Linked DNA regions of Mus musculus: regions 1, 2, 3, 4, 5 and 7 are each linked to region 6. The links are chromatin loops, found by intact Hi-C in ENCODE. Cell type or tissue: heart. All regions are shown on one strand. Region 1 holds the start of 5430416N02Rik (RIKEN cDNA 5430416N02 gene). Region 2 overlaps Cops4 (COP9 signalosome subunit 4). Region 3 holds the start of Lin54 (lin-54 homolog (C. elegans)). Region 4 holds the start of Vamp9 (vesicle-associated membrane protein 9). Region 5 holds the start of Hnrnpdl (heterogeneous nuclear ribonucleoprotein D-like). Region 6 holds the start of Hnrnpd (heterogeneous nuclear ribonucleoprotein D). Region 7 overlaps Rasgef1b (RasGEF domain family, member 1B).

Region 1 (4,000 bases), 450 kb after region 6:
AAATCCTATGTACTAAAGAAAAAACTCCGATGCACTAGTCTATTATCCCATCTATGTGAATCATACAGAACAGGCAATCTACAGGTACAGGTGCTCCTAGGGACTGGGGGACAAAGGGACAGCTAATGTGAATGGAGTTTCTTTGGAGAAGAGATAGGGTGCAGCTGGTAAAGCCTAGTGTTCCCAGAGCCCTAAGGTTCAACCTTCAGCACATTAACTGGGCTTGGCAGGAACACACACCACTGGGGAGGTGGAGGCAAGATGATCAATAGAACAGTCATGCCAAGCTACACAGCAAGTCTAATCTAGCCCGGGTTACATGAGACCTGTCTAAAAAAACAAAATGAATGTTTTTACAGGGTGGGGTTAGACCTCTACTCTAAAACTGGCCTGAACCTTTACTCCCAGCTTCATGGGAGACCCATTCAGAAAGATCACCCCCAGGTTGAAAACGGACTCTAGGAGACAAGCCCAGCTCAGTAAGATAAAATTGTATCTGTTCTAAAGGCAAGCGTAGGTTGGTGATGCAGTGACTGAAATCATGCACAAATCCTGGGCTTGAGTCCCAGCACTGCAAGATAAAAACCCCGATGTGCTGAGAGCTGATTACATGAGACCAGACTGAACTTCACTTAACTCACTGCCAATTGTGAAAAACCTCACCTAAGGATAAACACACAGCCTTGTATTCTTGACAGTCAAGCAAACACTTGTACCATAGCACCCGATTCCCCAGAAGTTCATGGGCTGCGTTTTATTTAAAAAAATAAAAATAAAAGGAAAAACCCAGCAAAATGTTGATTTCATCCAAATAAGATAAAAGCATATATAATGGAAAAACATGAATAAATTAATTCCTTGATGACTTCAATTCTCAGTAAAATAGGAGGTAAAAAAAACTTGTTGGAATTGAATTTTGTATCATTTGAAGGATACAAAGAAGTCAAAGGTTTTAATCACTGGGCTCCAATAAAATCGCCTAGTCCTGAAAGCTATCCACCCTCGATGCCCTATTCCCAAACTCAAACAAAGTTCTGTGGGCCCTAAGTTTCCGTACCCGTGCAGTTCCCATCGCACTGGAGACAGCAAGGGCCCGAGAGACCTCACCTTCTTTCATTAGCCACCTCCCATCTTCAGAAAAAGCGTTCTCTCATGAGGACAGCGGAGCAGTCCCACTCAAGCTGCTGTGCATCACATCCACAGCGCCAGGTCACATCGAGAGCTCCTGTGCCCCCTCGCCATCCGTGACCTACAAAAGAGACGAGATGAGGCCTGAGATCGCTCTTTTGTCCCGCCTGCTACACAACATTCGGCGGACATCACGACCTGTTCCTACCCATTTGGCGCCATTCTCCAATCAGTCCTTCCCGGCGCGCGCCACCATCGCCAGGGTCAGGCAGGCGTCAGCTCGGTTTCCACCTCTCTACTCCCCATGGCCATGCTCGCCCAAAGCGCGATGGCGCCGGATTGCGCGGGAGCTGGCGTAGACATGATGCCAGAGCGTTAACAAAAGGAGGACCGAATGGAAGCGAGAACGTGCCCACGGAGGCCCTTAAAGGCGCCAGGCCTCTCCGATTGGCTGCTTCGACATAGCATGGTATGTGATTGGCTACATGTCCAAAGCCCGCCCTTCCGGTCAAGCCGCCCAGTCCTCATGCGGAACAGAGTTTACCGCGACTCGAGCTCTCGCGGGAGCCCAGAAAAGGGACTTCGACAGAGTAGGATAGCCGGAAGTTGCTGTCCAGGGGACCGCAGCCTTGGGGACTGCTAGTGGAGTGTCTCGACCTGTCCTCCGGCTGTGTGGGCGATCGCAGCCGCCGAGCCCAGGCACTGCTATGGGACTGCAAAGGTGGGGCGGCGGCACATCGGCTAGCGTCGCCAGACATGTGCAACCGGACCTGGCTGGTGCTCCGCATTTGCCTTCCGGCTTGAGGGACGTTACTCAGAATGCTTTCTTTTTGCCGTTTATTGGGCGTCTGACTTGGTGAGCACCAGTCATCTCAGCCTTTCTGAGGTGTTGGTGAGAGTCAGTCATACCATGCTGAAGGCATACTGAGGAGAAAAGTAGGCGAAATCAATCCCTACTTAAACACTAGCTCCCAAGGAGAACCTTTTTGGTTGGTTTGTGGGGTGCTCTCTTCCTTTTATATCAGCCTGACCCGAGAAAACACGTGTAGTTCAAGCTGGCCTCACACTTGGGATCTTGGTGCATCAGCCTTCGCAGACCCAGCCCTGCACTACGCGTGAGACGTGGTCGCATTTTCTTACAATGTCAAGGGTTTGTTGAATAACAATAAATTCACACGTGATTCGAGTACCATCCTAAGTGCCAAACGTTAGCTTTTCCTTCTTGAATCAGTTTTCATTCGCCACCCCCAACCCCCTGAAAATCCCAAGCTTCTCCGTACTAGTCGGGAGATGTGTGTTAGACCAGAGCTGTGTGCTGCTTTGGATGAATATCGTTCTTGGCTCTTCCTAAAGATAGCACAAGATAATTTGGCTCTGGACCTGCAACTTCTAGACCTTTGTTTGGCTCTCCATCTGAACTCACCTGAGCTCTTCATTTCTTGTGATTGTCAATGAAATAATTCAGATGAGGCACACAAGAGAGCACTGTTGAAGATAAATGGGCTTTAGTACTGGAAAGTGAAGGAACCCAAAGGAGAGAGAAACAATGGCCAAAAAGACTGTTGGCATAAAAGCCTGCTCACAAGGAGCAAGAATGGGGCTGGAGAGATGGCTCAGCGGTTAAGAGCACCAACTGTTCTTCCAGAGCTCCTGAGTTTAATTCCCAGCAACCACATGGTGGCTCACAACCATCTATAATGGGATCTGATGTCCTCTTGTGTGTATGAAGAGAGCAGTGGTGTACTCATACACATAAATTAAAAACAAGGGGCAAAAATAGACACAGGCCAAGGAGATTCATGGTGCCAGCCTATATCCTTAGAAAGGGTTTAAAACTCAAATGTCTCTAGAACAAACAGTTGGTTTGGTTTTGATGGGTTGTTGTGTGTGTGTGTGTGTTTTGTGGGTTTTTTGTTTCTCCTCAGGTGACTGACAGGCCCACTTGGAGTAGCTTTGGGAAGGGGGAGGTGCATTGTGTTGACACCAGGCATAGTTGTGCACACCTTTAATCCCAGCACTCAGGAGAAAAAGGCAGGGGGGCCTCTGTTGTGTTCAAAGCCAGCCTGATCTACACACTTCCAGGATCCTGTGTGCTGGCTTGTTTTATGGCACCTTGACACGAGATAGCCATCAGAAGAAGGGATGATGCAACTCAGAAAATGCCTGCAGAAGATCTGGCTGGGGGGGGGGGGGCATGTAAGGCGTTTTCTTAATTAGTGACTGACTGGAGAGGGCCCAGTCTATTGTGGGTGGGGATCTCTCTGGGCTGGTGATGCTGGGTTCTATAAAAAACAAAACAGACTGAACAAGCCATGGAAAGCAAGCCCGTAAGCAGCACCCTTCCATGGCCTCTGCATCAGCACCTTCTTTGAGTTCCTGTCCTAACTTCCTTCAGTGATAGACTTTACTGTGAATGTGTGAGCCAAATAAATGCTTTCCTCCTCAACGTGCTTTTGGCTATGGTGTTTCATCACAGTAATGATAACCTTAACACACTGTCTCAAAAAAAATAAAATAAAAGACAGGACAGTGGTTATCTGTGTGCTTTACCACAAAACCTCCAGTAGGTACAGGTCTTATGATAGTTTGAGCAGTTTGGAACTGCCTCTCCTCGAAGGGCACCAAAAGCCCATTCCTTAGACCGTTCATTAGAGCCCTGCAATTTCAGTCAATGGTTTTGCATTTTGCTAATGGAGAGGAAGGGGTCCATTCTCAGACACCTCCAAGCCTATGAATTTTCCAACTAGCTACCAAACATGTACTTAGATTTTATAGGTGAAGACATAAATGTTATAGAGCTCAGATGACAGCTAAGAAGTAAAGAAGCAACATGGGAAATGGCTCAGCGGCTCTCTAAAGGATCCCCAGAACT
Region 2 (4,000 bases), 550 kb after region 6:
TCTCATCTGCTCTTAAGTATTTAAGTTGGTTATAATATTTTTCAGTTCTGTAATTCTGTAATTTCTCGTGGTTGATGTTCCAAATGACACTTCACCGTTCTTAAGTTTATTATTGAACTTGAAATCTCGCCTTATTTCTCCAGGCATAGCTGTGTTACAGTTTTTCTGGCTTCAGTATCAGTTGTAGTTGTTGCAGTTGATTGGTGCTTTTGTTGGTGCTAGCTAATGGCTCACTGGCGCTCTTACAGTCTTCTCACTCCCTTTTCTGTGATGTTCCCTGAGCCTTAGAGACAGAGGTAGAGAAGTCCCATTTGTTGATGATTATTTAATCATGTGTTCTTAACCAGTTGCTATCCTTTTTTCTTTTCTTTTCTTTTCTTTTCTTTTCTTTTCTTTTCTTTTCTTTTTTGTTCTTTTTGGTTTTTCGAGACAGGGTTTCTCTGTGTAGCCCTGGCTGTCCTGGAACTTACACTGTAGACCAGGCTGGCCTCGAACTCAGAAATCCGCCTGCCTCTGCCTCCTAAATGCTGGGATTAAAGGCGTGGGCCACCATGACTGGTTGTTTGTTTGTTTTTCTTTTTCAAAACAGTGTTTCTCAGTGTAGCCTTGGCTGTCCTGGAACTCACTCTATAGACCAGCCTGGCCTTGAACTCAGAGATCCCCCTGCTTTTGACTCCCAAATTCTGGGATCAAAGGTGTGCACCACCACCACCTGGGTGCCCAGTTGTTAGTTTTTAAACTTACCATTGCCCACTGTAAAAAGAAGTTTCTTTGACCAGAGCTGATGGTAGCACTATATATAAACATAAACATAATTTTTTTAAACGCCATTTGATGTCTGCTTCCCGAGTGCTGGGATTAAAGGCATGCACCACCACGACCGGCCAGCATGAGAGTTATTAACAGCAGGGAGGAAGCTTCCCCCCCAACATGATTTTCTGTGTGTTGTATACAACCAGAGCTCGTGCACTCTTCAGAAGTAGCACCTTACCACCCAATTCTAGTGGGCAAACCACATCTATTGCCTGTGTGCTTTGGCAGGGGTCGGGGGTCGGGTGACTGCATCTGTGTATACATGTGTATGTGCCTGTGCCCTCAGAGGCCAGAGAGGGCATCAGATCTGTTGGCACTAGAGTTATATACAGATGGCTGTGAGCTGCCATGTGGTGCTGGGAACTGAACCTGGATCCTTTGCAAGAGCAGCGAGTGCTCTAACCACTGAGCCGTCTGATGCCTTCTTCCGTCCTCTGTCGTACACCAGACATACAGACAAAACGCCCGGACACAAAGTAAAAGTAAATATTGTTCAAAAATGTTTTTAATTTGTATTTTTTGAGTCTGGGTTTTTCTGGCTGACCTGGAACTCATGTAGATCTGCCTGCCCGTGCCTCCTGAGTGCTGGGACTAAAGGCGTGTGCCACCACCCATAGCATCAAACAAATCTTAACTTCAGGTTAGGCAGCACATTTGTCAAGTACTTAGTTTGAATATTATCAGTTTGAATATTAGTTTGTATAAAATACTCTAGGAGTATGTAAATACAAGACGTAGCTATAATCTTGATTTAATAGACTAATCAAATTTGAAAAAAATCAATCAAAATGATAAATGACACATCATTAGGTATAACCTATCTGAAATGTGCCCAGATCCATAAGTAGGTAAATCTGAGTGTAAGAGAAATGTTCTTTTCTGGAGCTGTGAGTGTGTGTGTGTACATACTGTAAGTGAGGAGGCTGGAATGGGGTACGTCATAGGAAGGAGTCTCTAATACAGTGTTAACTGTGTGAGTGCTGGGATTAAAGGCGTGTGCCACCACACCCGGCTGATAAATGTTTTTTAAAAGACAGAAGAGAGGGCTGGAGAGCTGGGTCAGTGGTTAGAGTTCTGATTAGCTACTTCTCCAGAGGACTGGTTTTGGAATTCCAGACATATACATTGGGTGGTTCACAGCTCCAGGGAATCTGTTTTCTTGGACTCCATGGGTACCCAGATTCATATGGCAGATGCTCACCAAATATACACATAAATAAAAATAATCAATCTTAAAAATTAACAAAAGGACAGAAGATAAAAAGTAATAAAATTTAGCTTCCTTATACTGAAATAAAATGTTCCCAGTGTTAAGTCATTGCTTGTTTTGTGCCGTATGCTGTTTAAGACATTGTATATTTCAGTGAACAAAGCAGAAAAAAAAAGTCCCTTGTCCTCTTTGAACTTGTGTTTTAGGAAGGAACTTAGCGTTGCCTGGTAATGGTCACTGTTTATTTTTAGCATTTCTCTTACTCTTTTTATAGCGCCCGTTTGCTGTGGTGGTGGATATGTGGTGGTGGATATGTGGTGGTGGAGAGCAGACCAGTTGCTAGAACTGAATGCAGATGTCTGACAGCAGGAAGAACATTCTCTCAGTGCGGTCACTTGGCGGAACTGGTTTTGTACACACGGAGACATCCTGTCTCTAGCAGTTCTGTTCTCTAGGCAGTGTTATGCTGTGGTTGATGATCATGAAGCTGGCAAGAGGAAAAGCTGATCAACTCACTAGTGTACTTGTGCGTCTGTATCACATACTGTTGATGAAAAAATGTAGCTTATTTTTAAAAAGAAATTTGAAAGAAAATTGGAATTTTAGTTCTGATTCAAAATGAAAGTTTTCAGGAAGGTGGCACCTTAAATTCATTCAGTAACATAGAGTTATGAATTACTCCTCTTCTGATGGGTTTTAAAAGTTAAAAAAAAAATTCTGGATCTCAATATTAAAAACTAGAGGTAGCATCTTAGAATTGCAGGTTTATGACAGGTATGGTGACATAGTCCTTTAATCCCAACACTTGGGAGGCAGGAGCAAGCAGGTCTGTGAGTTCTTGGCCAGCCTGGTCTACAGAGTGGGTTCCAGGGCAGCCAGGGCTGTTATACAGAGAAACCCTGCCTCGAAAAACAAATCGAGAATTTCAGGTTTAGTATTTATTTTTAAAATTGTTAAGATTGCATTTATTTATATTTAGTTAGTTATTGATTTGGTCTGAGAACAACTTCTAGAAAAATCACTTCTCACCATCCATTGTGTGGGTTCAGGAATAGAACTCAGAAGTCAAAATTGGCAGGAAATGAGTTTATCTGTTGAGCTATTTCACCAGTCCTAAGGCTTAGTATTTTTTGTGATGGGCTGGAAACTTTTGAAAAAATATTATTTTATCAGTGTGCTGTAAAGAAAACTGTCAACTAGAGATTAATGGAAGAAATTAGGGTAAATTGAAAAGACAGAATGTATGTCAACATTAGTGGTAGAAATGAATAAATAGGCCAGAGCATGACGGCATTCCCGGAATCCTAGCATTTGAGAAGCAGAGACAGGAGGATCAAGTTCCAGGTTAGCTGGGCTACACAGTGAGTTCAGGGCTAACCTGGACCTATAGCATAGTGAAAACTCTAAAAACAAATAGACAATTGAGATGAGTAAATAAACTTTGGAGTTTGTATTAGACAATATAGGTTTGAGGTTCAGTTCTCTTGCTGCTAGAAAATACCCTGACAAGCCACTTAGGGGAAAGGGGTTCTTTTAGTTCACAGTCCCAGGCTACTGTCCATCATTGCTGGGAAGTCAAGGCAGCAGGAGCTTGAAGCAGCGGCTCACATGATGGTTAAGAATGGAGAGAGAATAAGTGCAGGCACGACTATGCTCAGCTTCCTTTCTCAGTTCTTCTGTTCAGTGTCCCTTGCTTAGGGAATAGTGATGCCAACAGTGGGTAGGTCTTCACCCTTTAATTGATGTAATCAAGAGTTCTAGAACTGTGTCCAAAGGCCAATATGATTAAGATAGTTCTTCATTGAGATTATCTTCTTCAGTGATTCTAGATTGTTTCAAGTTGACAATTAGAACTAAACATTCATTATTCTTATTTGATACTGTTTTAGATATCGTCAGATTCTGGAAAAAGCCATTCAGTTATCTGGGACAGAACAACTAGAAGCATTGAAAGCTTTTGTGGAAGCGAGTGAGTAG
Region 3 (4,000 bases), 520 kb after region 6:
CGGGAGACCCGCAGGAACGCCACGGGGAATCGTGATACCTGCGGGATTCCAAGGCCTGGATGTTGGTTAGGAAGGCAAGCCGTGTGGAATCTGACACAAGAACAGTAAAACCTCAAACTTTCATTTCCAGAAACACACTTGAGAGAGATGGTAGACCATGTTTCACGTATATTTCAGAGTCACTGGAGAGCTTTAACGTCACTCACCAACGCTGGCATTCTACTCCACTCATAGGACTATGTTGACAGTATGGCTATTTCTATATGCATGCCTGACTTCTCGGACATCCTTAAATTACAGGCGCTGATCATGCAGACATTGGTCTCCTCTCCCCTTCATTTTTAAGAATAAAGTTCTGAACTGTTTTCCTCTCAACTTTGACCATTTTTGCCCATGAACAACATTATGTCAATTTGTCGTTGGTTTAAGATACTCAGGTACTACTAAATTTAAATTACTGATTCAACTCTATTATCATTCATAACCATCAACTTCTAACATATAGAAAATCCAGCTCTTCGCTAGAACCCTTTGCCAACTGACTTTAGGATCTAAGTTTCCAAATTAAAAACCATCTGCTGCTGATAACACTTGTTCAATGCAGAGGGGGGAAAAAAACAGCTTGCTTTAGAACAAGATTCCGGAACAACCTATCCATCTCCCACCCCCTTCCAGTTCCTCTCATGGTGTAGTCTAATAAGCACCCAAGAGGGAATAGAAGTAATTAATCATGTAAGGAATTAAGAACATATAAGCTGCAAGGCTTAATAGGACCAGCATCCTCCAAAAGTTAGCTGTTTGACTTCAGAAAGCCTTACTAATTGCCAGTTCAAAAGCTTTATTCTTTATCATTCAGTCATACTATAAGCTCTTAAAGACCTAACAGAAACCAGCAAGCTGAATCTCAGGGTTGTGGACAAGGCTAATCTACTGTCTTAAGTTTCCCTAAGAATAAGGAAGAAGCAGAAGCCATTTCATTTCCCTACCTTGTTTGAATGACACCTCCATATAAAAGTCAGCAGGCTCAGGCTTAGTCAAGGGCTGTCTCCCACCCACTCCCGGCGCGTTTCTACCGAGAGCCCGCTAGAGGCTGAGCGTGGAAGGGGTTCCCAGTTTCTCCATCTTTCAACTTTATTCCCCACCAACAGCCGGGTCCACCGGCACTCGGATGGTTGTTTACCGTTGCTTGACCAGGCTGAGTCCCAGCCCGCTCCCTTCCCCCGTGCACCGCGGGGACACTATGACATTTGGCTGGTGGGCTTCGCGAGGGAAACGGACACACACCCAGAAGAGTCCATACAAAGGGGCGTAGGAAGAACGCGGCGCCGGGCAGCAGCGAAAGGAGGCGCTGGTACGAAATGACACAGCAGCAAAACAGGTTCCCAGAAGCCCGGGGCCGGCAGCCGCTTCCCGGGCCGCGCCGAGAGCCTGTCAACAGCCGCCCAGCCCTTCCTCCCGAGCGCGGGGCGGGCGGCGCCGGCCCGCCGACTGACAGCCGCGCTCTCCGGCGCCCGCCGCTCGCGCCGCGCCCCGACAACCCTCGGTCCGCCGCGGCCCACCGGCCCACCGCCCGGCTGCCCGGAGCCGCCGCCGCGCTCTCCGCCCGCGCGCCGCTCGCCCCGAGCGCGGGCCCGGCGCCGGTCCCCGCCGCTCAGCCCGGGTCTCCGGAGCTGACACTCACCCGAGCCGGCGGCGCCGCCTCCTTCTCGCGCCGCGCTCCCCGGGCTCCCAGCAGCCGCGGCGGCGGCGCCTCCGAAACACAGACCCGGGTTTGTTCAAAATCACGCCCAGCGCCATTCCACCGCCGCATCCCATAATACGCCGGGCCGCCCCGCCCCGCCCGCGCGCCGCCCCGCCCCCGCCGGCGGCCCGAGCCCCGCCCCTTCCGCGCCCCTGCTCCGCCCCCTGGCAACCCGAGTCGCGTCTTTGCGCAGGGCTGGGGGAGCGCTCTGGGGTTCCACGTGACTGCTCCTGGGGCCTCCGTCAAAGGGAAGGCGGGGAACTCCAAGTGGGTTCGTGCTTCTGGCTTTGTGACTAAACCTCGGTCAGTGCGGTTTCCAGCGCGCCCCCGCTTGGTGATGCGCCTGAGTGAAGAGAGAGTCCGCATCCTTTCTCAAATGTTAATAAATCTGTTGGGGTTTAGACGTGAACGTTGCAAGGGGCTCCTAAAAGCTCCTGAGAGAGCACGCAGAGTTACCTTGAAAGGGAGTTTTTGATAATTTGTCTTGCAACACACCTTATACTGATACATATGGATTCTTTGCATTCAGTCATCTCATTTCCTGGGATATTTATAAATCCAAGAAATAAAAAATATATATTAAATTTTAAAAAGGCCTTACAACGTGAAACTACCTGGGGAACCACACGAAGGAGGCGGGAGATAAGTTAAAGGTATCGCTTTCCAACCAAGTATTCCTGGGGGTACTGTGGGGGCATCACTAGAAGAAAAAAGGCAGAGAGACTGAGGCCCCAAATTTAGATAACCCCCACCTCCACACCTCACCTTGGTAGAAAAATTCTGAGTTCCTTCCACCAAGCTGACACAGTTCTGATACCACTACTACAAAACAGGACCTAAGGAATAAGGGCAACATTTCCGGGTTTACTGTGGATTTTTTACAACGACTAAAATGACTAGTACAATCTTATCAGTGTCAGCAATCTGGTCAAAACAACTCACACCATGACATAGCGTTTAATGTATGTGGAGAATGACAGTTTTACATTAGTGAATATAAGAACTGTGGTATCCAGTGATGCATTATATAACACTCAACAACTGTGCTGAATATTATAATTCTTAGAAGGAACTGGACAGATGTCTCCGTGCTTAGGACCATGGTTAGGACCCGGTACCGTTCCTATAAAGGACCTAAGTTCAGCTCCCAGCACCCACACCAGGTGACTTACAAGGCCTGTAACTCCAGTTTCAGGGAATCCAACATCCTCTTCACGACTCTGAGGGCACAAACAAATACACAGATATGCATGAAAATAAAATCTTAAAAATAAATACAATTCATATAAAATCAAGAATAAAATAAAGCTTTTAGCTGGGCAGGGTGGCCCACCTCCATATTCTAGCTTTTTAAAGGCTGAAGCAAGAAGAAGATTGGGAGTTTGAGCCCAGCACTCAGCCTGCATCTTTCAGTAAGACACATACACACACACACACTGTTTCCTTCTTTTCCTTGAATCAAGATTCCAGGACGACCAGGGCTACACAAAGAAACTTGTCTCAGAAAAAATAATAAAATAAAATAAAAAAACAAACAAACAAAAAAGCAGCAACAGAAGCCAGGCAGTGGTGGTGCACGCCTTTAATCCCAGCACTTGGGAGGCAGAGGCAGGCAGATTTCTGAGTTCGAGGTTAACCTGGTCTACAAAGTGAGTTCCAAGACAGCCAGGGCTATACAGGGAAACCCTGTCAAAAACAAAAAACAAAAAAACCAACTCATGTCAATAGCTGTGCACACAAAGGATTGATCCCTTGTCCAATCAAACTGCTCGTCTTATATAAATAAATAATTCTGGAGCTGTCATTACTGCCTTGGGAACTCAAAAAGTTGCCCCCAAAGCTATCTGCTGTTTAATTGTAGTTCAATATTGACATTCACTAGACTGCTTTCAACCGTAGGTCACAGTTCAGCAAAAGCAGTTCACATGGTTGGTGACTCTCTGCGCGCTGTGTAAAGTACATAGGACAAAGTATTCTTTTCTTATTTTTCAATGCTAGCTTTCCTAGACTAATTCTGAAGAGAAATGACATCTTCAAAGGCACATCTGGGCGCAGCAGTGTGCATTTCAGTCACTGCATGCTGCCTGGGAGGGAAAGACAGGAGGATCAAGAGTTTGGGGTCAACCTGACTCAAAAAACAAAGTAAAGCAAACATAGAAAACAGAGACATCTGCTAGTTCTTGTTCTTCATGAAACTATCCTGAAGGGTTTGCCTTCGTTCTTGAGGATTTATGGCTGGTACCCAGCAACACATAAAAC
Region 4 (4,000 bases), 72 kb before region 6:
CTGATGTAGCACAAATGATATGGTAGTGACCAACTTTTAGATTTATTTTATGCGCATGGGTAGTGTGTGTGTGTGTGTGTGTGTGTGTGTGTGTGCATGTAATCTATGTGTCTTGTGCCACAAAGGTCAGAAGAGAACGTCATATCCCCTGGATCAGATGATATGAACCACCATGTGGATACTGAGAATTTAACCGAGGTCCTATGCAAGAGCAACACATGCTCTTAACCACTGAGCCAATGCTACAACTCCAAAGATATATTCATTTGATGAGTATTTTGGCTGCATGTATGTCTGTGTACCACATGATGCCTGGAACCCACAGAAGTCAGATGTTAGATACCTTGAAACTGGAGTTATGCATGGTTGTAAGCAGCTATGTACGTGCTAGGAACTGAACCCTGGTCATCTGCAAGATCAGCCAATGCTCTTACCAATGAACCATCTCTCCAGCCCTCCAACTACTTTTTGATTAGATTTAAGTCCCGCTTCATGAAATGGAACTCATATATGACACTAAAAGTGGCCAAGAACCTGGGTTTGGATAGGTCATGGGCCTAGGGGAAACATACTACCATAAAATGACCTCTAAGGACAAATTGTTATGCCCACCGAGCAGAGCGCTGCTCAACCTCGTCAGAGAAGCTTTTTCTTACAGTAGATGATAATTAACACAGAGAACCCCAACTGGGCAGTCAGAGAGTGAGACTTTGGAGCCCTTACGCCCCTAATGGGGTCCTTTCAATGCTGTGAACATTTTTGTCACCGCAAACTGTAACCAGCATTTGTTCAGCGTATGCTGCTCTGTGAGTAGTTACAGAACAACTCAGAGATGGTCTTCATGCTCACAAAACCAAATGCAGGCTGTGCACAAGAGGTTCCTCCAATGCTTGCTTAAATTTAAGTGTGCTGCATGCGTGCATGGTGTGTGTGTGTGTGTGTGTGTGTGTGTGTGTGTGTGTGTGTGTGATGTGCGTGCACATGTAGATGTGTCTTCCAAGGTTGCGCTCCACATTTTTTGAAACCAAGACTCACCAGACCTAAAGCTTATCAATTCAGGTAGGCCAATGAGCTACTAGGATACACCTGTCTCCACCACCACTCCACTTCTCAAAGGGGATTACATGCTCCAACCACCATGCCTTTTTTACTTCTTTTTTTTTTTTTTTTTTTTTTTTTTAGCGTGAGTTCTGGGGATTCGAACTCAGACCTCCGGGGTCTTTGCCTACTACCCCCAGCTTCGCAGCCCTAGATTGTGACTGATTCACACGTAGATGAGGCCTGGGCAGTTAAACAGCTCTTAAATGGTTTTCCAGACTACCCGGAGCACAGAGAGACCTCAGGAATCCCAAGCATGTGCGAGGACCTCGCCTAGCAAACTCACAGGCTCTGCGGGACCCACAGATGGCCCCGCCTCCTCCCCTGCCAATCAACCGTCCCTCGCGCCTGCGCGGAGCGGCGGTCCAACTGTAGCGGGCGGTTAGAAGGCGGTCCGCTTCTCTCACTGGCCTGCTGGTTATGACGATCACCTACAGCTGCGTTGCTAATGGCCGAGCGGTCCTGGCGGAGCTGGCCTTGACCGGCGGCGCCTATCAGGTACCTGAGGCTCACGCCTCGGCGTCTGAGGGTTCGGTTCCTCGAGGCTGGCGCACGCCTGGCCTCCCCTCAGGGCGCGGGGCGACCTGGAAGGACTCAGGGACCGGGAGTCCCCGCCCCCTCCAGAAGCGCTGCCTCCGAGGCGGGAGTGGGACTGCGCCTGCGCCACCCAGGGGTTGGGGCTCGTACTGCCCGCGGCCGTCTGGCGGAGATTTATAGCCATCTCCAAGTTGATAGCCCCATTACAAGGAAATGACCTGCAGTTGAACACACTTAGTGAACGTGTAAGGGTCTCAAGACTACTTCAGTTGCAGGCAGTGAGGGCCACCTGACAGCGCAGTTTGGACTCTCAGCGCCCAGGGTGGGAGGGCCATGAATTTGATGTCAGCGTGGGCTATATAGACCCAGTCTTTAAAAAGTGAGAACACAAGATGTATCACAACGTTAGAGCGCTTGCCCAGAATGTGTGAGGCCCTGAGTTCAGTTCCCCAACACACACACACACCTAGAAATTGTCAGATGCCATCTAATATTCTATCTGAACCTTAGATCAGTTGTCCCAGGGGGTAGAAAAGGTTTCGCTGAAGATAGGCTGTAATGTACTCCTGTACAGAGGAACTACTCCTAGTTTAGCACAGTCTTGCGCGCCCTCGACTGGCCAGGAAGAACAACGCTGCAACAGGATCCTTCTGCACACGTTTATTGGGAGAGCTTGATTGTAGAGGCGAAAAGACTTTTTGCCCAGAGCTGGTGCTGCTTTTATAGGCCTAGGAGAGGCGTGTCTCATACCCTGATTGGTTATGCACTAAGCCTCATTTGCATGTTCCTCATCTGATTGGCTACTCTCTCTCAGTACCTCACTGAGCCTCATTATCATCTCATTTGCATGTCTCACATCCGATTGGTTATACTCTCAGTACCTTACAGAACCTCATTATCATGCCTGGGCCAGGCAGTGTTTTTGCAAAAAACTTTACTGCATATGTACACATTGGTTGTTTGTCCAATCTTATGCATGGTGGCCAGCAGTAGTCAGTGCCACTCAGCAACGGCACATGTGGCTTCCCACATCTCCCCCTGTTTGTTTTAATAAAATGAGACTGGACTAGGCCTGTGCAATTATGCCCATCCGCCGTGGCTCCTGTTTTAGGTCATTCCTCTAATGTCACAGCCTTACCCGTCATAGGGTAACCCTATCGCCACCGGGCCCCATGTCTTAGGTTGGACTGTGCACGAGGAAAGTTGCCCGTCTCTGGATACCGCAGTGCTGTGTGACAATAACTGCTAAATGACCTAGGGCGAACTCTGCAAAAGAGGCCAGCCAAAAATTGAATTAGTGGGGAAATCATGATCACCCTATTGATGAGCAAGGGCTGATCAATGATCGTTGAGTCTCTCTCATCTAATCTCATGCTGACTAATTCTTGAGCATAGATAACCAAATTTCAGGGGAGGAGCCGTTTTCAATAGCTAAAAGTGCCTGAGTTACAATCACCTTGTCACGTTTTTGTTGGGTTCTGAATTTGCATACCAACCAGAGCATGAACGCCAGTCCACAGCATATGGCAGCACCAAACAAAATCACTCCCACCCATTCCTTAAAGTAAGAAAAAGCAGAGGTAAACCAAGAGGTAAAGTCTCCGAGGGTCACTGGTTCCACTCTGGTCCCATTAAGGTTCAGGATCTGCATCTGCAGTCTCGCCTGCAACCTCTCCAGCTCCTGCGACCAGTTCCCCTTCAGGTAATTCGATAGGTCTGTACTTTTAATAAAAGAATTATTAATATACTTATTGGGAGTAATGCACACATGCGATGTGGATGCCACACAACTCATTTGTATGACATCCATCATCCGTTCCATATTATGTTGTAAAATATCCACTCTCTGATTCACTAGCATTAACCCTGAGGCGATATGAGAATCCACCTTTTGCAGGGTAAGCAATGCTTCAGAGGATTTTTCTGCTATCTGACTTATGGTGTCAGCAGTATTAACTTGATGGGCCATAGCAGTTCCTGCGGTAACTGCTGATGCCGCGGACATCACAATGGCTGTAATAATGGCAGCTGTGATTCCAAAACCTCTCTTTTGCCGAATAAGACTCGTTATTGGGAACTTCTCTGGATCTGCCTCAACAGGCACAGGGACAAAGATTGGTAGATGAACCACTAAGGCTAAGAATTTGGTTCCATTCCAGCATTGCGTCAAAAAACAAGTGACATTTGTACAATCTAACCATTCTGTATTATTTTGAAATTCCGCCAATATAAAGAAAAATGGAGGATTGACACAAACTTCTACTGGAGAAGTAGTCATATTTCTGATAATTCTATTAGTTGTCACATTATCTAAATGAGTAGAGGTATTGGAAAGAGTGGCAGAAACATTCAATATCTCATGAAA
Region 5 (4,000 bases), 60 kb after region 6:
CAACATAGAAAGCAGCAGTGAAGACGAAGCAAGAGAATTCAGTCCCATCCGGTGAAATATTAATGAACCCCCCCAGACTTGACCAAACACGAGCACAGACACACATACATACACAAACACAGCCCACCTCTCCAAAGGCTCCAAAATATTCTTTAATTTGTTCTTCTGAAGTATCTGGGCTCAATCCACCCACAAAGACCTTTTTAGGGGGTTCTTTCCCCTTTAAAGCTTTGGCCCTTTTGGGGTCTATCAATTTGCCATCCAGTTTGTGTTCTTTCAGTTCCAAAACCTGGAAGACAAGGCAGTTTGGACTTAAAAGCCTAGAGCAACTTGCAAGCAACGCAGTAGACTCAATGCAAAACACAGCCCTACCTTATCCACACTAGCAGCATCTTTGAAAAGCACAAATCCAAATCCTCTTGATCTTCCCGTGACTGGGTCTGTTTTAATTGTGCAGTCTACCACTTCCCCAAATCGAGACAAATATTCAGTCAGATCTTTCTTGCTTGTATCCCAGCTCAAGCCTCCAATAAACATTTTACTAGAAATAAAGTTATTTAAGAAAAATAAGCTTAACAGTAACTTAGTGATTAAATACAGGGCAACTTACTCTCCAGACGCAATCTGTTTTGACTACAAACACTAACATTAGACCACAAAAATCTTAACCACTTGTTCAAGCCAGCTGGCACGTTGCTTTGTACCACGCGAACTCAAAACTTAGAAAAAAAAAAAAAGCCATTAGAATCTGGTAGATGTCCTGCCCTGCTTGCTTTGGATTGCAGAGCACAACTTTTACACCGATTCCCCCGCAACTTACGTAGACTCTTGCCCACAGCCTTAAAGCCAACTTTGCTACCTAGGAAACTTTTAGTGCCAGTCGTCTACTGGTGCCCCAACCAAAAGTTTCCCAAACCTAACCCAGGAAAATTCGCGAGCGGCCAACACACACAATGAAGAGGCGGCAGCGGCAGCAGCAGCTGCAGCAAGTGGCGCACAGAACCCGGCCCCTCCCCCCTCCCGGGCCCCACGCGGCGCCTGCGCACTCGGGACACCGACGGCGCCTCTCTCCTTCCCCAACCCCTCCTCCCTTCCCCCACCCGCGGCGGGCCTCTCGAGTCACCCCATCTTACTTTCCACTAGTGGGGAAGGCTACTGGGGTCCAGCGGGCACGCGGAGAATCGACTCGGGGAAAGACTGGGGGCAGCGCGCGCGGCTCCGGAGGGACGAAGGGCGCGCGCGGGGCTCTGGGGGAGGGGAGGAGCGGAGCGTGCGGTACCCGTCATCCTGCTGGTTCTTGCTCGCGTTGATCTTGGATCCCTCTGCGAACTCCTCTATGTTGCTGTACTCATTCATGTCCTCCATGGTGGCGGAGCCGTCGGCGAGGGGGTGCTGGCGCGCAGTCCGGGTCCCGGCGGCAGCGGCGGCGGAGCGTTGTATGGAGCTAGATTTAAAATGGCGGCGGAAGAGATCCGGCCGCCGCCTGCGCCCTCCCTTTATAGCCGCCCCGCCCGCCAATCGGGAGGGCTGCTGGGCGGTGACGTGGCGCGGGCTCCGGCGCGCCCCCTGGCGGGAGGCGCTGGAAGCGAGCGAAGGGAGGAGCGGGGCGAGCTGCCGGGGAGCCCGTGGCCGCCAATGGGAGAGGCCGCGGGAGGCTAAAGTAGCGGGAGCGGAGGGGAACAATGGCGGCGGCACATGGGAGAGCCGGGGCGGGACCTCCATCGCCGCGCTCCGGATGAGGAGCGAGGTCGCGCCGCGGGGAGAGTCAGCCGTGCGGGACCGGGAATCGCGAGCGGCGCCGTGGCAGGGCCACAGTCCCTCTTGCCTTGAGAGCCGTTGGCGTCGCGCGTCCAGTTCGGCTCAGTCCCTTGCTGCGCCCTCAGTCCCCTAGTGCAGAGCTGCTGCTGCTGCTGCAGCGGCGGCCACTCCGGCAAAAGGGCGGCGTGCACCCCGCGCCGCTTGCTGAAGCTGCAGCGCGCCCGTCCGCCCGCTCGCTCGCCCGCCCTCCCGGCGCACGCGTGTTTTGTCCTCGCGCCGGCTGCAACCAGCCGAGCAGAAAGCCTGTGCGCGATGACCGCCTCCGTCCTGGCGGGGACGGCTTTTCCGCCGTCGCCTCGGGGCGGTGTCGGCTCAGGGGCCGTGGCTGCAGGATCTCTCTCTGCAGCCCGGGTTCCGTGCGTTCGTTCTCCGAGGCTGGCTGAGGCCGCGGCGGAGGGCGGGGCCTGCTCGGATGACTGAAGCTGTGCCAAGGTGCACGCGGTGGGCGGGGAAGGGGTCAGGTGCCGGGGAAGACAAGGGGCACTCACGTCCCGGGCGCGCCACTCAAGGGACTCCCGTCTGCACGAGCCCCGGGCCTCCCGCGCAGGCTCCAGCAGGCTGCGGAGGGCTGGTGCCCGCGCTCGGGCTCCAGGCTCCAGGCTTGGGTGCTCGCTTCTTTGTTCCCGCCCACGCGAGGCCTATTTTGACCGACGGGTTCGCGGCTCGCCGGCGGCCAATAGGCACGCGCTCCTTGTTTCCTCCACCCCCCCCCTTTGAATCCCGGAGCCCCGCCCCTCCGGCTGCCCACGTGGTCCGGGCCTGCGCGGCTCGCCTGCTCGTCGGGTGTAGTACCCTAGGCGGCTTCCTCTGCAACTGCGGGTCCCAGCTCTGTCTCTGAGCCCCTGGTCGTTCGCTGTCGCCAGCGCCTCGGTTGTTGCTGGGCCCTCGGGAGCTCAAGACGCGCAGGCGGTGTTGCCCTCCTTAACCAAGGCCGAGCCCGTGGTAGCATCCGGCAGGGAAATGGTCGTGGTTTCCGTGCCCGCCGAAGTCACCGTAATCCTGTTAGATATCGAAGGTACCACAACCCCGATTGCTTTCGTGAAGGTGAGGGGCGGAAGGGAGCGGGGAAGTTACTTGTGCCTAAAAGCATCTGAAAGGGAAATTTTAAGTGTTGGAGATTTTGCCTGGGAGGCTCAGGAGAGGCGGTGTGGCTTTATGTCTCTGGAATGGGGAAGAGAAGCTGCGGCGGTTTGCGGGGGTGCTTTTCCTCGCGCCACCATCTTCTCCCCTGTCCTTGCTTTCGGTTAGGTGGAGAAGGATAGGAAGAAGTGGAGATGGTCTCAGCAACGGCTTGGGGAGGGGCAGGTCAGCTGGGAGGAGTTGGGGTGATTGGAGCTCCCACGGCCTGGCAGGTAGGTGTGTCGCCCGGTGGATGAGCGTCCCCCATGTGCTGAAGGTTGCGGCCCGCAGAGGTGGTGGCCTTGACTTAGTGGTCCTTGAGGTTTAGGCCTTCCCAATGCAAAGACTAAAGTGAAAGGATTTCTAGTGGCTCTGGTATCTTGGGCAATAGCAATTGATTTTCGCACCATCTCACTTGCGCTGGTTTTGAGACTATAAGAACACACCTAAAATTCCATTCATTTTTCTTAGAAAGCCATGGTATCTTGAAGCTTTTGAGTATCTGTCGGGTTAACACAGTTTCACAGGCTTAGGACTTGACTTTCTTCCATGTAGTCAATTTATGCACTGATATTTATGATAGAATAGTTGAGGGTAGTATGGAGGGGGGGGAGTTGGAAAACCCATCGTCCAGTAAACTGCAGCCTGCTTTAAGGTCTATTTTGATTGTTTACTTGTTACAATTGTCTGATTTTTCTAGATGTAGGTCATAATGTTTGTACACAACTTTAGGTCTCCAAATATAACAGCTATTTTATTTAAGACAGGCTCTTAAATAACCTCTATAATTCAGGCTGGCCTCGAACTCCCATGTGCCACAAATCCGGCAAATCAATCTATCTTTCTTTCTTTCTTTCTTTCTTTCTTTCTTTCTTTCTTTCTTTCTCTCTTTCTTCCTAAATAAGAATTATGGTGTTTTAGATACATAGCAAAGGTTCTGGAAAAGTCTAGTTGGCCATTTTGCCAAGATTTTAATTACAGTAGAGACCAGTGGAAAAATTCAAGACTGCCTAAATGCTGATAATTGTGTCCACTTTGTTGTTCTTGTTACATAATTAACTGC
Region 6 (4,000 bases):
CCAGTACAACCATTAGCAGACTGCAGAGAATCAGCCTGAACTGAGATTTTCTTAAACATTATACTCCAAGTCCTTCTCCACTGTCCCAACACCCCTACAAATTTTATACTCTTAACCAGTAGTGGAAATCACGGGTTAAAATGACACCTTTCTAAAAACTCCCCACCAAAACTTTCTCCTGGTTATAGTGAAAAAAATTGCATACGCACAGCCCCACTATAAAAAGTATCGAAACCATAACTCAAGATCAGCAATCTGTAATGGGAACAAGAAAATCTAAGGACCCGGATCGAACCCCCTTTCCTTGTCTCCTGAATGATACTCAGCTCCCAAAGGCTGCATTTTAACATTATTAAAAGCAGCTTCTGGTGGCGATATAAGTTACTTCAATTAAAGGAAGCAAGTTAGTATTTTAAAAAAACCTGAAAAAAACTAATTCATTGACCACCACAGGATTTATTGCGTATTAAAGGGTGAGTGGGCTCCTTTGAACAATAGTGAGAGGGTGAGACTGAGAAGAAACCAAAACAGGCTCCTGGGCACTGAAAAGGCGGGAGAGAGATGTAAAAAATGTAGTTGCACAGACTAAATAAGGAAAGACTACAATCTGTACAAATAGGCAACCCAGAATCTGAGGGCGCGAAAAGGGTGCATAGAGAGAATAACTTGGCAGAATGGGGGAAGGGCAACCGCAGGCGGGAGGTGGAAGAGCCCCAGTCAAGTACAGGCCCCATCGACCAGGAAGGACTTAAATGGAGCCCGCGGAGCCACACCAACGCGCCAGCAGACCAGGGACTTTGGCAGGCCCGGTCTGTCTACAGCACAAACGCAGGGCCTGTAGGAGCGTGTCGTGGTGACAGCGTAAAGTGGACAGAACGAACGAATCCTAAGACGAAAACTATTTAAAAGCAATGGCCTGCGGCCGACGCGGGAGAAAAGAGAGGTGGACAGCCTACAGCTTTCCCAAAGCAAGAGCGTGTCAATAATCGCACCGTCTCGGGGGCGAGGGCGAAGCGCCCGACCAACCTTGGCAACCCTGGTAAAAAGCTTTTCTGTGCGTTTGCATTTTTAAGCCTAAGAGGTTAGAAATCCGGGAGACGTGGGGGTGGGGTGGGAGGGTAAGCTCCGACAGGCGGGAAAAAATCCTGGCGGCCACATCGGTGGGAGGAGACCCGCGGCGAGGGAGGAAAGAGGGCGGGCCGCGGAGTAGCATGGTGACGGCTAAAGGTGGAAACGTGTGTGATGGGGGAGGGGGCGAGCAGGCAGGGAAGGAGATGCAGGCCCGGGGGGGAGCCCGAGGTACAAGAGGGGCGGCCGAGGGGGCGACTGCACTGGGGCCTGCGGGCGGGCGGGCGGTCGCGGGAGCGAGGCCTAATGGCGGGGAGGGGGAGGGGGCCTGGCGAGCGGCTGCCCGGGGCCGCCCCTTACTCACCCTTCATCCTCCTCGTTCTTACTGGCGTCGATCTTGGCTCCCTCTGCCTCGGCGCTGCCTCCTTCGGTGCCTCCGGCCGCAGAGCCGCCGCCGCCGCTCCCGCTTCCCGCCGCCGCCGCCGGCCCCTGCGCCGCCGCCGCCACCATGGCTCCCTCCTGCTCGCCCGCCGAGCCGCCTACCGCCGCCGTTGCCGCCGCCGCCGCCCCGTCCCCTCCGAACTGCTCCTCCGACATAGTGCTACTGCCGCCGCCGAAGACGACACCCGCCGACGCCGCCGCCGCCGCGAACCGAAACTAGCAGCAAAGTAATCCCCGCCGCCGCCGCGCGATGCCCGCTCTACCTCGCGAGGCACCCTAGACAAGGCGCGCGCGTGGCTGCAAGGGCTCCTGCGCCTCTCCCCGGCCTGCCCCCCTCGCCTCCCACTCTCGCGCAGCGCGCTCTCTCGCTCTCCCCGGCTGCACTGAAAAAAAAAAGAATGAAGTAGCAGCGGCGGCCACTCTCGCCTCCTCCTCGCTTTAATGGCGCCGCCGCGGACCACCTAAAATGGCCGACGGAAGAACGGCGCGTCCCGGTCACGTGGCTCCGGAGCGCGCCCTTTGCGCCTCCCCCGCCCCCGTCCACCGCTAGGCCCCGCCCCCCGCGCAGGCCCCGCCCTCCCCGTCCCTTTCCGACTGGCTCTCACGCCCCGCGGTCGCGCGGCGCGGGCCTTTAAAGAGGACCGGAAGTGGCGTGCGCAAGAGGGGCGCGCGGGTACCATCGAGAACAAGGAGCGCTGGTTCGAGGGCGCGGCTAGAGAGGCCTCCCCCGCCCCCGTCCCTTGGCCCCGCCCTTCCGCGGATTCCTGGAGTCACCGGCCGCTCCTCGGCTTTGGTTGGCAGGCGCGGCCGACCTGGAGGGGTGTGGTTCGTCCATCCCCAGCGGAGACTTCGTGGAGGCTGCCCTCAGGGAGCCACGGCTGTGGGCCCCGGGACCTGCGTGGGGCAGCGGGCCGCGCCTGTGCAGTGCTCCGCCGTCCCTGCGCCGGGTGACATTGAGGCTCCGCCGCGGCGCTGTCCAAAGGCGGCTTTGATGGTCGAGGCTGCCTCTTCTCAGAGTTGCTTCCCTAGTCTTAAGCTTTGCCTCCGTTATTACAAGAGCCTAACGCCGGCCACGATTCTTTGAAGTCACTATGGATTGGGAAGTGTATGTATTAAGGTCGACTCCAGGGCTCCTTTTTTTTTACGAGTTACAGTCCTTGTATTAAACAGGATATATAAATGTCATGAATCATCTTTACGAGGTTTCTGGGTTTGTGGTGTTGAGGTGGCGATTTTATAAAAAGAAAAAAATGAAACGCCGTTAGGCGTGTGATTCACGATTTTAAAATTAATCGCTAAGAAACCTATTGGAATTCCTACTCAGGAGTTAGACTTTGAAGCTTCCTGCAAGACTTAGAAGAAAATGGAATTTCTGGTTTGGTTTGGTTTGGTTTGGTTTGGTTTTTTTTGTCGTCAACCACTCGACTGCTTAGTAAGTATCCAGTTTCCAAACAGGGTTTGGAGAAGTTTACAAAAGACAGCATACAGGGACAGGACTTCAGCCCAGCTAATTAGGTACACGCTGTAATCCCAGAACTGTGATCCCAGAGAAGGGAGGAAGGACTGTTGAGGCCAACCTGGCATTACCCCTTAGCAAAACACATAAAAAAATTTTAAATAAATGCTTCCCATGGTGTACTTTAAGTCAATTTACAGTAACTGTACATAATCTGAAAATCCCAACGATTAAAACAAGATTTATCACTACAGTTTGTTACAGAATCCATAAAATGAAAGAATATGCATCAAATAGTGGAAATGTCTTCAACATTGAGCAAATCACAGACAGGCAACCACCAAGATGATTGGCGAAAAAGAAGTGATTCCACGTTTTTCTTTACCATCCAAAAATACTGACCAAATAAGATGACTCAAGTCAAATATTGCAGGTTGGCAACAACTTGGATGAACCCGAGGTTTTTATTTATCCTATGGATTTAAATGATGAGCCTTTTAGAAAAACTGGTTGTAGTGGTTTAGAGATTGGTCCCAAAGGCTCCTATGTTTGAATGTTTTAGTCACCATGCCATGGAACTGTTTGGGAAGGATTAGGAGGCATGGCTGTGTTGGGAGATGGTATTCATGGAATTTGCTTTGAGGTTTCAAAGGCCATACCAGGCCTTTCTGCCTGCTGCCTGTGGATCAGGATGGAAAGCTCTCAGCCCACAGGTCATTGCCTACCCTGCCTGCTTCCCACCATGCTGACACTGGACTACCCCTCTCAAATTAGAAGCAAGCCCCCAACCAAATGCTTTTCTCTTACACATTGCATTGGTCCTCACAACAGTAGAACAGTAACTAAGACATCATTTTACCGAAAAAAGTTTACTTTAATTCACAGGCAGCCCTGTCGCTTCTGGAATTTGAGTGTTACTCAAGAGTTCCTCACACTAAGGCCTACGTGCCTTGTTTTGTTTTCTTTTTTGAGACAGGGTCTGTAACCCAGGCTGGCCTGGAGATCACTGTATAGCCTAAGGTGGCCTCACACTCT
Region 7 (4,000 bases), 750 kb before region 6:
AAACTATTCAAACTCCCTCTCTTCCTGTATAACACATTCCACGTACCCCTTTATCCCGGACAATATTTGCTGCAACTAGTTTTGATTAAGTTATTTTGCTATATGAGATGGTCCTTTGCATTTCTGATGATCCTTTATGCACTTACAATCCCCTGGTTAGTTATCCAGTGCAATTGTATGGTTCTGTATGCGTCATGGATACAAGCTCTTTGTTGGCTATATGTTAATATCTTCTTCCATACTATGATTTGCCCTGGCACTTTCTAATTGGCAGATGAAGAAAACTAAGTCATCCTCTATCCCCGAGGACCCCTGTGCTTAGATGCCCGCTCTATCCACTATTTCTATGGAGTCAAACATAGTCAACATTTCAATGGGGGAAAAGAAAGGCAGATGATAGAAGACAAAATAGAAAAAAAGGGGGTATAGTGAAGAGATTTATCAGTATAAATATTAATAAACTAAGTTGAGGAGATTCTCTAGCTTCAAAGTGACCCAACTCTACCTTTTACACAAATATTTCCTGAGTGCCTGTAGGTGTGTAAATGGCCACTGAGTATTAAGATGGAGCCACAAAGATTTGCTTTTATCTGTGCTAATAAAATCAGTAGAAAGGAACACAGTGTCTTTCATTACAGCCCCCATGATCCTCTGCAGTCATTAAAGCCCCCATGATCCTCTGGAGGGACCTGGAAGCAAGACTGCAGTCATAAGCTGATGTTGTCTCAGAGGCACGGTCAAGAGTGAAGCGCTTGGTTTCTTCCGCCATCCTCAGGCTACTGCTGACGAGATGGCGAGATTTCATCTCAGGTCAGGCCATTTCCATAACGCTTGACATACATGCTGCCCAAATACCTCTAGAAACCTTGTATTTAGACAAGTGTTTCAGTTCTCAGCTTTTACAGATGGATATTTAACTGAGCATAGATGAACTAAAGACATTCAATGAATGTCCTTTAAGGAAAGACTGTATGTACTTGGCACTAGTTTAGGTCCATAAAGCATTCTGAACGTTTCATAATAACTCTGGATTAAAGAGAGTAGAGTTTTCAGGAAAGGCAGATTTTCAGTGGATACAATTTCCAAGCCCCATAAAACTAGTGTTTATACACACACACACACACACACACACACACACGAATACTCACAGATGATTGCCATCAAAGAATTGAAGTTTCCAATGTTGAAACACTCTCGAGCCACATCGATGAAATACTCGATCATCCTCGCTCGGTGCTTCTTCTTCACAGGCTGTAAGAAAAACGAGCGTGAGCAGACAGGAACCCAGCACACAGGCCCAACAGATAGAAGATAAAGCAGGAAAACTGGATCTGAGGAAAAAACAATGTGTTGTCTCACCATGCAGATTTCTGTAGCAACCAAGTAGCTTAGACGATTAAACCATTCTACGTACGCCTCCAAGTTCCGTGTTTTCTTCCGTTCGCTGTAGCAACTCTACAGTGGAAGCAACGTGGACAGATAAGCCTGTGAATGCGCATGGATGCGCTCCCAAACGTGTCCTTCCTTCCCTCCCAAGAACTGAAGTTTCTCTGAAATGATGTTATCCTGGGAGGCCTGTGCCCTCAGACCCTCACTTCCAAAGAAGGGTCTGCTGGTTACTTTTAACTGTCCACTTGATAGTCTCCGTGACAAGCTACTGGACAAGCTAGAATCCCGTGGGAAGAGCGAGTCTGTGCGAGACTGCCTTGACTGTTAATGGATGTAGGAAGGCCCAGCCCCTGAGGGCAGCAGCACCATTTCTTCTGGGCAGGGGATGCTGAACAGCACAGCACAGAAGCTCATGTGTGAACAGGCCTGGCTGTACTTGTTTCTCTCTGTTCCTTTCCCCTCTTTAAAGGCTAAAGTTTTATTTCTGAGGAACTTGCCATTTTTAGAGTGAGCTACATAAGAAAGCCAAAAGGTTGCACGCCCCTCACCCTAAGAGTAAAGCAGGGCATACAATTCCCCCTTAAACCCTGGCATGTTTCACTCTGCTCTTGGCCGGGATGTGACTAGCTACTTGGGTTCCGACCTTGACTTCCCCTCTATGGTGGCCTAGAATCTGGAACTGTGAGCCAAACAAGCTCTTTCTCCCGGAGTTCTTTATTATCAGGGTATTTTATCACAGCAACAGAAATGCAGTTGGCAGGGGGTTTCATTCTCCAACAGCCTTGGGCTGCTCATACCAATTGCTATCAACACAGCAAGGGGAGGGAATACAGAATTTTGGAGCACCATTTACCCGAAGATAAATGGAAATCTACACCATGATGCTCTTGAGTAGGGTGAATGCCACACTGTTCATCTTAGCGTGGAGTTCAAGGCCAAGCTTGGGGAGGTTCATTAATCCTCTTTCCTTCCTTTCAGAAGACACAAACAAAACATTCCACTAGCCTCCTATTGAAAAACCCAGTCCTCACTTCCCATACTGAGAGAAGCTGGACCAAGGCGGGAAACAGCTGTTGGCTTGTCTCCCAGAGAGACTTCACCAGTAGATATAGCAGCTGCAGATAGCCTAACAACTCAAAGTGCTTCTAGAGGTCACTCTAGAATGGGGCAAATGTGTTCATGTGTTCATGAAATGTATAGTGTATGTCCAGTACCATGGTCTTTACATGTATGCAGATTCACTTCCAGAAAGGGGCCAGACCACCTGGAGCTTTTCAGGGCCAGAGAGGCAGGCTTGGTGCACATCCTGCCTCTCTGCTCCTGCTGCTGAACTGCGGGCAGACCGTTCTCTTAGATTTTCTTTCTGGCTTTAATCTGCTAAAACCATTAGGTTCTTATCGTCTTCTCTCACCAACACTGTGTCTGCTGGCCAGGAAGGGCTTATTAAATTCCCCAATAAGGAGGAAATGATGGAGTAGAACTATTGTATAGGCACTATTGTATAGACCCAACCCAAGACAAACCCCGATGAATCACAAAACAGCTAATGAAAACACGAAAACAAACAACTCGGTCCTGATTACCTTATCGTTGTCCAAAGGATCCTTCTGCACAAATGCCTGAACAAACTCTTCTGGGCCAATGTAATTGAGTCTCTCCTGGGACAAAAGCAGAAAATATTAAAGAAAGGGGAAGAAAACAGATGCCAACTCCCCTCTATTAATTTTGATGCTACCCCGCGTTTCTCAGACCAGGTTATAAAATGGGCTTTTAACCCTGAATACTTTCATCAGCTTCAAGTTGTGAAGAGGGGCAATGCTCTCCTTAGGTCAATGTTTCCTAAGACAGTTGAAGAATGAAGGAAATAATAAGCCAATAACAGGAAACTAATTAGAGGCAGAAAAAAGACCAAGAGATTCAGTAGACTCTGCTTCCCGTCTTGTTTAGGGTGTGTTTACGAGTAAATTCTCGGGATATCGGCATCCATATTCAGATGCCCACACAAATCACGCTCTGGCTGCTTTGTGGATGTTTCCCCTTTTGAGTGATTCTGACCTCTCTCCCGAGATTTACTATCAGCCAACAGTCTGGTTGCCAAAGCAAACTAGCTGTGGCTGCAAAGGGCAAAGCAGATAGCGCCTCACCAGCTCGATGTGGGTCAGCTGCTGGGCCAATGTGTAAGGGTCGCTGCAGACGGTCATGATGTCCCGCTGTATGGACTGGGGCTTGGTCTTCAGAACCGTGAGCCGGTCCGTGGCTGTGGAGCTGAGTTTGGCCAGGACTTCCTCATACTGGCTGAGGGCGGCGAGTTTTCGGATCAGACACTGCATCATCTGCTGGACGTTCTTCCGGTACGTCTGCTAGGAAGTGAAGGGAGGATGGTATTCTTGCCCTGCTTCTTCTCCAGCACTGTGAGGCCTCAGACACCCTGTCTTCAAATGCTCTGAGCTCTAGCAGCTAAACACCTAGGTTTCAATAACCTAGGTTCTCTCAGGTTGCTTGTGAAGATATAATTCAGGCTGGGCCTCAAAAACACCTCAGAAACTTCAGATTAGCTCTAGAGGTGGTCCAGCATAATGAGTACTACATACAACTAAGCGTGCTCTAGTGA

The links. Peaks named below come from ENCODE experiments on the same cell type or tissue, not always from the same donor. Only the 100,000 strongest peaks of a DNase experiment are listed, where the experiment ranks them.
Region 1: it touches region 6 in a loop (3-fold over the local background); 10 of 42 quality-filtered maps call a loop at or near these places.
Region 2: it touches region 6 in a loop (2.7-fold over the local background); 2 of 42 quality-filtered maps call a loop at or near these places.
Region 3: it touches region 6 in a loop (2.5-fold over the local background); 3 of 42 quality-filtered maps call a loop at or near these places.
Region 4: a loop joins it to region 6, with 4 times the contacts of the local background. A loop is called at or near these places in 3 of 42 quality-filtered maps.
Region 5: a loop joins it to region 6, with 6 times the contacts of the local background. A loop is called at or near these places in 27 of 42 quality-filtered maps.
Region 7: it touches region 6 in a loop (1.8-fold over the local background); 2 of 42 quality-filtered maps call a loop at or near these places.

Annotation. Positions count from the first base shown.
Region 1 is chr5:100,427,990-100,431,989 of GRCm38, forward strand. It overlaps 5430416N02Rik (RIKEN cDNA 5430416N02 gene), which reads right to left and starts at 1,546. Exons shown (of 5, transcript NR_034038.1): 1 at 1,337-1,546; 2 at 1,108-1,249. In heart, no CTCF peak of the experiment used is centred here; a DNase peak (open chromatin) is centred at 1,642; H3K4me3 peaks cover 3,060 bases; H3K27ac peaks cover 2,677 bases.
Region 2 is chr5:100,524,062-100,528,061 of GRCm38, forward strand. It overlaps Cops4 (COP9 signalosome subunit 4), which reads left to right. Exons shown (of 10, transcript NM_012001.2): 2 at 3,913-3,992. Among named protein-coding and RNA genes, the nearest start is that of Cops4, 7.8 kb to the left of the region's middle. In heart, a CTCF peak has its summit at 2,332; a DNase peak (open chromatin) is centred at 2,370.
Region 3 is chr5:100,498,820-100,502,819 of GRCm38, forward strand. It overlaps Lin54 (lin-54 homolog (C. elegans)), which reads right to left and starts at 1,820. Exons shown (of 13, transcript NM_172714.4): 1 at 1,682-1,820. In heart, a CTCF peak has its summit at 2,060; DNase peaks (open chromatin) are centred at 1,262 and 1,972; H3K4me3 peaks cover 2,507 bases; H3K27ac peaks cover 2,358 bases.
Region 4 is chr5:99,904,810-99,908,809 of GRCm38, forward strand. Vamp9 (vesicle-associated membrane protein 9) reads left to right here and starts at 1,456. Exons shown (of 6, transcript NM_001378420.1): 1 at 1,456-1,596. The coding sequence starts at 1,519. In heart, a CTCF peak has its summit at 1,751; a DNase peak (open chromatin) is centred at 1,522; H3K4me3 peaks cover 1,043 bases; H3K27ac peaks cover 1,613 bases.
Region 5 is chr5:100,037,441-100,041,440 of GRCm38, forward strand. It overlaps Hnrnpdl (heterogeneous nuclear ribonucleoprotein D-like), which reads right to left and starts at 1,782. Exons shown (of 8, transcript NM_016690.4): 1 at 1,280-1,782; 2 at 373-541; 3 at 128-289. The coding sequence starts at 1,722. Enoph1 (enolase-phosphatase 1) reads left to right here and starts at 2,554. Exons shown (of 6, transcript NM_026421.3): 1 at 2,554-2,862. The coding sequence starts at 2,779. In heart, a CTCF peak has its summit at 2,630; DNase peaks (open chromatin) are centred at 1,191, 1,541 and 2,401; H3K4me3 peaks cover 4,000 bases; H3K27ac peaks cover 3,346 bases.
Region 6 is chr5:99,976,960-99,980,959 of GRCm38, forward strand. Hnrnpd (heterogeneous nuclear ribonucleoprotein D) reads right to left here and starts at 1,979. Exons shown (of 9, transcript NM_001077265.2): 1 at 1,433-1,979. The coding sequence starts at 1,665. It overlaps 4930524J08Rik, which reads left to right and starts at 1,976. Exons shown (of 2, transcript XM_030254981.1): 1 at 1,976-1,993; 2 at 2,078-2,707. The coding sequence starts at 1,976. The coding sequence ends at 2,593. In heart, no CTCF peak of the experiment used is centred here; DNase peaks (open chromatin) are centred at 842, 1,182 and 2,172; H3K4me3 peaks cover 3,188 bases; H3K27ac peaks cover 3,228 bases.
Region 7 is chr5:99,230,943-99,234,942 of GRCm38, forward strand. Rasgef1b (RasGEF domain family, member 1B) reads right to left here. Exons shown (of 14, transcript NM_181318.4): 5 at 3,534-3,746; 6 at 2,973-3,047; 7 at 1,360-1,455; 8 at 1,149-1,251. Among named protein-coding and RNA genes, the nearest start is that of Rasgef1b, 20 kb to the right of the region's middle. In heart, no CTCF peak of the experiment used is centred here; DNase peaks (open chromatin) are centred at 2,459 and 3,659.